2 separate regions of the Homo sapiens genome follow, and region 2 is linked to region 1. A link is a loop called in an ENCODE intact Hi-C map of the cell type or tissue named here. Cell type or tissue: heart left ventricle. All regions are shown on one strand. Each heading gives the region's core, and the rest is flanking DNA. Links, peaks and the distances in the headings are about the cores only. Region 1 overlaps LINC02380 (long intergenic non-protein coding RNA 2380). Region 2 has its middle 450 kb from the start of LINC02380.

Region 1 (2,918 bases), core at 203-2,702:
TCTGCCTCCTGAGTAGCTGGGATTACGGGTGCCCACCACCACACCCGGCTAAAATTCGTATTTTTAGTCGAGACAGGGTTTTGCCATGTTGGCCAGGCTGGTCTAGAACTCCTGACCTCAGGTGATCAACCTGCTTCGGCTCCCAAAGTGCTGGGATTACAGGCATAAGCCACCATGCCCAGCCACTGCCTCAATTTTTTCGTAAAGGAGAAGTAGTCTGGAGCTGTGATTCTCCTTCCTGGCAACTCCTCAGAGCAAAAGCCAAGAAAAGAGCCTTAGGGTTGACTGAACCATATTATGGGCTGGCAGATTAAAATAAGAAAACTTGGCTTTTTAAAAATACGTATTTCACGCACGTTAGAGATGTGTGAGGGAGAGGAGGGCATTGTGTGGGGCCCAGGTAAGGAAATAGACTTCAAAATGACAACTCCTAAATCAGCCTTCAGTAGCTCATGAGCTTATTCACCGATAGTGGCTTATTGCACTTATGGATTTTCCTCCTCACCAATTAGAAATGTCCCAAAGATTCAGCTGGCTTGTCACTGACTGCAGCTCATTGTAGGGGCTCTTTGTTCTATGTTTAATTGCTGATTGCTTTTAGTACTGAATTTCAGATGGAGTAGGTGTGTGTGTCTGTGTGTGTGTACAAAGCTTTCATGTGAGAGCTTTATTTCTAGGGAATTTTGTGATTAAGCCTTGAACTATAAGATTTTAAACCCTTTTAGTAGAGGATCTTTCTTAAAAAATAAAAACTTGTCTTCTGCTAACAATCACGTTTCTGTTATCTGTTAAGTAAGAAAATGCAAAAAGATTCCATGACTTCAGTATGTCGAATTAAAGAAGAATCATACCAGCAATTAGAAGTGTGAGGCAGGACTGTAGACCCTTTTGCCCTAACTCCAAGGACCCTCAATTGGGGTGAGCCCACAGGTTGTAGAAAACGGATGGGCTGGCGTGACGTTCTTATTTTATTTTATTCTTTTCTTTGCTCCATTTATTTCTTTTGGAGCACTTATACTGCTGGCTGAGAGTACAAAATGAAGGTCATGGATCATAACATGTCTTGGCTGGAAGGAATCTCAGGCATCCTTCAGCCAGGCACCTGATTTTACGGATGAAGAAACTGAGTCCAACAGCAGGCGAGTACCTTGCCCAATTTCAGGCAGCAAATCTTGTGATGGAGCCAGGAGTGTTCCTGTTCCTACGCCTCTCAACTGCCACTTTCATATTTTTTCTTCTTTAGCTGTGTGGAGAATGGCTGCTTGTCTCCCTCATCCAAAAACGCATTGGATTCAGCTAACAGTTTGTATCAGTCTAATGCACCTATTCACAGATTCTTGTAGTATTAGAAATCTTGTTTCTCAAGTTCAGTTTATTTAAAGTCATATTTCAAAGACTTTGCTTATGTGAGCAGGCAGCTTAAACAAGACTCTCTCCTGGTTTGTTGCTTCTTTCCTAATGCACTGGTGCCTGGGAGAATATTGCTCAAGGACAAGACCTTAGGCAGCGTCCACCTGAAAGCAGATGTGGCTTTTCATTCCTGATCTTTCATCCAAGGTCTGTCTCCAGAGTGCAACTTGCTGCCTTCTGAAGCAGCAGTTGTCATCCCCAGAGCACCCTGACGAGGGCAGCCTTTACTTTCTTGTGTTTTACTGTTGCTGGAAAAAGCTCTGGTCTTTACCTGGAATGGAATGGGCTTGTTTGTCACCTAAGTGCAAATGTCATTTTAGCACTTCGCTGGTCACAACACCCTTTCTGGCCTTTATAGAAAATGACATATTCCTGTGTTCTTTGTCTCTAACACATGCTTCAGAAAGGCACGGTCTGTTATTATGCTTTAAAAGGTTGGAGAGAAAATGCAGAGACCTGTAGGCCAAATACCAGGGAGCACAGAGAACACAAATCAGGCGATTGTGTCACCTGGGCCTCCTGGAAAGTAGAGAAAAGAAAGGGTTGGCTCTGTGTCCTGTTGCTGTTAACAAGCTTTCCACTGTCATTTCTCTTTCTGGGGTCAGAAGGATATTAAAACAAGATTGGGCACTCCCGCAGCCACTGGCTTCCTTGCTTCCATCTCTCTCACTTCCCTTTCCCCCCTGCCCCCAGCCTCTCTTCCCCCTGCCCTCTTGTCAGCCTGGGTTGTGTGGCCCTAGCACTTAGGTCTCTTTATCAGCCCCTTGAGCTGTTCTTGGCATGGGTGCAGCAGCAGAGAGGTACTGTTGAAAGAGCGCCGAAATTGCTGGCAATAGCAGGTGCCAGGGAGGCATCGATCCGGCAGCATGTGACAACTTAGGAACGGAAGGTTAGAGCAATTTTGTGGCCTGTTACAGCGTTGCCTTCTCACAAGGCAAAACCTATGACAAGTGGCTCCATCCTACTTGGGTCTCTGAGACACTGAAACTTGCTTTTAATTACAATAATTACTGCTCCCCGCCAGGCCTGGCCCACGGTGGCCAGAAATACAGGGACATTCTTCACTAGCTGGTTTTCCCTCTTGGCATTTCCCCTTATTCTCATCCTACAGGACTTCCATCCAACATCACACTTGGATAATACTGTTACTAAATAAACACCGACACAGCACATCCCAAGCCAAGCATGCCCTACATGCTGTACTCATGTTACCTTATTCAATTCTCACCTCTCAACACTCCTTTGAGGGAGGTAATATTATAAGCCTTGTATTTTAAGATCAAGAAACTGAGACTCAGAGAGGTTAAACAATTTGCTCCAGGTCATGTAACTAGTGATTAGCAGAGCTGGGCTGAGCTTGGAACGCAGGAAGTCTGGCTCTCCTCCCTGTCTCTAAGCACCATGTTCTGTTATCCCCACAGTCAGCAGTGAGCTCCCTTTCTATAAGCAGAGAGGAAAGTTTACCTTAAGAAAGTATAAGAATGTTGTGCTGCATTAGTTTCTCCAAG
Region 2 (2,918 bases), core at 248-2,747, 430 kb after region 1:
TATCACCATTAGAAAGACACAAGCTGGCCAGTACTAGCCAAGGAGGTTTTAACATTTTCCTGACCTTGGGTAACACAGCCATAAATGTCTTGGACTTTCAGTCTCACAACAATGCTATCCAGTATGCTTTTTTTTTAATTGAAAAAATAAGCTATCATCTCATTAATTCACAAATTTAACTTTTCTTTGTTTTCCATGGCTTCATTTATAAATATTACTTTAACACTTTCTGGAACAGCCTCAGATACAGATTGGCAAATTTTTTCTTCCTTTTCTGGTTGTAACATATTAATATTGAGCTCCCAGTGGAAAGCACTAGAACTCATGCCTAAAGGAAGCTTATCCAAATGACATATTTTCTCTATAAAACACATCACAGACTTCCTGCATTTAGGAACATCAGACAGCACTTTAGTGGTAGGTTCGAGAGACCAATTTTAAACTGCAAAATCACCAACAAAAAGCACAAAAATGTGGACAACTGAAAGGACACATTTTTTTGGTGTCACTGAAAGGACAACCAAAAACAGGGTACTTGTTTACAATTTGAGAGCTGAAACATGAAAGAGAAATTTTTTTCAAATTTTTCACCACTCCACGCATCTTCAGATGACTACAAAAGTGCCATGATGTTATCAAGTAGGTGAATTTACAAATACAGGATTCACAAATAAAAACGATCAACTCTGTGTGGTTTGCTGTACTTCAATTATACTTCAATAAAATTGTGAAGAAAATCATTTGTCCCTTGTTCAAATGAATGAATGAATGAATGAATGAATGAACTTAAGTAACTACAAAACAAAGCTTTTTATTATGGAGGTGCTTAACAGCTCCTCAGAGACTTTTGGGAATTGGGTAGTAATGTCTAGCCATTCCTTCTGTGCCATGTGCAGAACAAAAACCACATCTGACAAGCACAGGCTGCCAGCTTGGTGACATTGATACTTCACTGTAGTTAAGTTCCCACTTCAGGGAGAAAGCATGTGGAAAAAATGGAGATAATGCTCCAACACATGGAGACCGTCCTCCAACAGAGTTTATAAATGCGAAGAGGAAAGCAGGGCAATTTTTCAGTACATACTTTGCTGTTAGGCTTTTTACAAGTCTACTCCTTCCTAAGTTTCCAGCAGTCCCTGTGACCTGAAAGAAGTCTGTACATTTTTCTGGTATAAAATTAGCACGCTGAGCATGTCACCAGGATGACTCTTGTGCAGGCAATTTAGAGACTGCAGCTCACCCAGTTCAGAGGCATATCTCTTTCCAAGTCTTGTTAGCATACATGCCACCAATATCTTTAAAAAACAATATTTCTTTAGCATTCTAAATTCTAGGGTCTCCTTAAAAACAACCAATATTGCCAATTATTTCCTAAATGTGTCACTAGCCCTCTACCGTTGCCAAGCTACTCATTTTAACAGGCTTTCTCCACATTCCCTTTTAAATTATTCCTCAGCATTCTTACATGTAGATCATTTGTGTCTAAATGCAAACTTCTTTATGTGTGTTTAAAATATTTCAACTTTAACTCCTAATAACTTGCAGTTCAGAAAGAAAAATAACTGTATGCCTCACAGATAGCAAGATATTTAATAAACTATATTTTTAAACCTGAATGTTTTGGCCTCTGTGCTGCTGTCTTTTCTGACTATTATTTTTTCTGCTTCTGTCTTTGTGAAAGCACATATTTCTGTCTATCATTCTCTGTCCCTGTCTTCCTCTTTTTTTTCTCTGATTACTGTCATTCTGTGCTGTTGTTCATCTTTGCAGGTCTGTTTCTTCATCTGTCTTTCCGTTTTTGTCATTTCTTGCAGTTGAATTTTTTTTTTCTCTATTTCTTTTCGAAGTCGTGGAAGAAAGCACCGTGTGGAGAACAAGAGCTTGGTCTTTGTACCCAGGTTTCTCAGGTTTGACTACGGCTTTGCTGCTTATTAGTTATAATTTGGGTAAATTACCTACACTCACCAAGCTTCAGTTTTCCCAGCTGTAAAATGGGGATAGAAATAACACCTTTCTTATATATTCTTTGTGAGCTTTACACAATTCATCCTTGGAAATCACTTGGAAACAAAGCCTATCACATAGTGACCACCATTAGTGTTTGTTAAATAAGTGTAATTCATTATGCAGAAATATTATAATGTTATGGAGACTATATGACTCTGGATTAAGTGTAAACACTTATAAGAATGAGCTAAATGGAGGGCCAAAAGGGAAAAAGTCTGGGACTGGGCAATAAGAGGGATTTGGGATGAAAACATCTTTTACAGACAGGCTTCCTGGATTTTCTAGTAACTATCAGCTGACATATTTAAGAGTGAGGGACAGTCCATTCTCTTACAAGAAGTAGTAAGGAACCAGGAAGCTTCTGAAACAATTTAGGGATGTATGATTGGGAGGAGCATGGGGAAGGAGTGTAATAGTAATAAAATTATGAAAGAGACGGGTTAAGGTAACCACTCAGAGAGGATTATGGTAAGGTTTTTCAGGATAAGGTAAAAGAGCGTATGAAGCCTGTTTGGTTACCATCAGCCCCAGGAAGGGAGTCCGTTGGACAGTGTTTCGAATAAAGCAGAGGCAATGTCAGTTTCATGATAAGAAAAAGGCAATAATTCTTATGTGGTGTGTATATACATATTACATTTTTTTGGTCAATGCTCTAAAAGAGAGCTGGTAACTATGTGGATGATTTTTCTTTATATAGAGTGTTTTTAAAACAAATGGAAATAAACGGTACCAAAAGAATAAATGTTGATAAGAATTTTGCCCTGAAAAAAAACTTCTTCAGTCATCTGCCTTAAAAAGTTCTGATAATCTGTAACCCTTGGTTACAAAATAATTGTCCTGTTGACTATGCCTCTGGGAACTTCTTGTGATGTACTCAAAGCACCAGTATAAAGTGCTTTCTGGTTTGAATG

Evidence for each region. Peaks named below come from ENCODE experiments on the same cell type or tissue, not always from the same donor. Only the 100,000 strongest peaks of a DNase experiment are listed, where the experiment ranks them.
Region 2: it touches region 1 in a loop (5-fold over the local background); 2 of 110 quality-filtered maps call a loop at or near these places.

What each region holds. Positions count from the first base shown.
Region 1 is chr4:57,441,309-57,444,226 of GRCh38, forward strand. The region is part of intron 4 of LINC02380 (long intergenic non-protein coding RNA 2380); the gene reads left to right. Among named protein-coding and RNA genes, the nearest start is that of LINC02380, 17 kb to the left of the region's middle. In heart left ventricle, for the core only: a CTCF peak has its summit at 1,633; a DNase peak (open chromatin) is centred at 1,623.
Region 2 is chr4:57,876,185-57,879,102 of GRCh38, forward strand. No RefSeq gene overlaps it. Among named protein-coding and RNA genes, the nearest start is that of LINC02380, 450 kb to the left of the region's middle. In heart left ventricle, for the core only: no CTCF peak of the experiment used is centred there; no DNase peak of the experiment used is centred there; H3K27ac peaks cover 1,530 bases.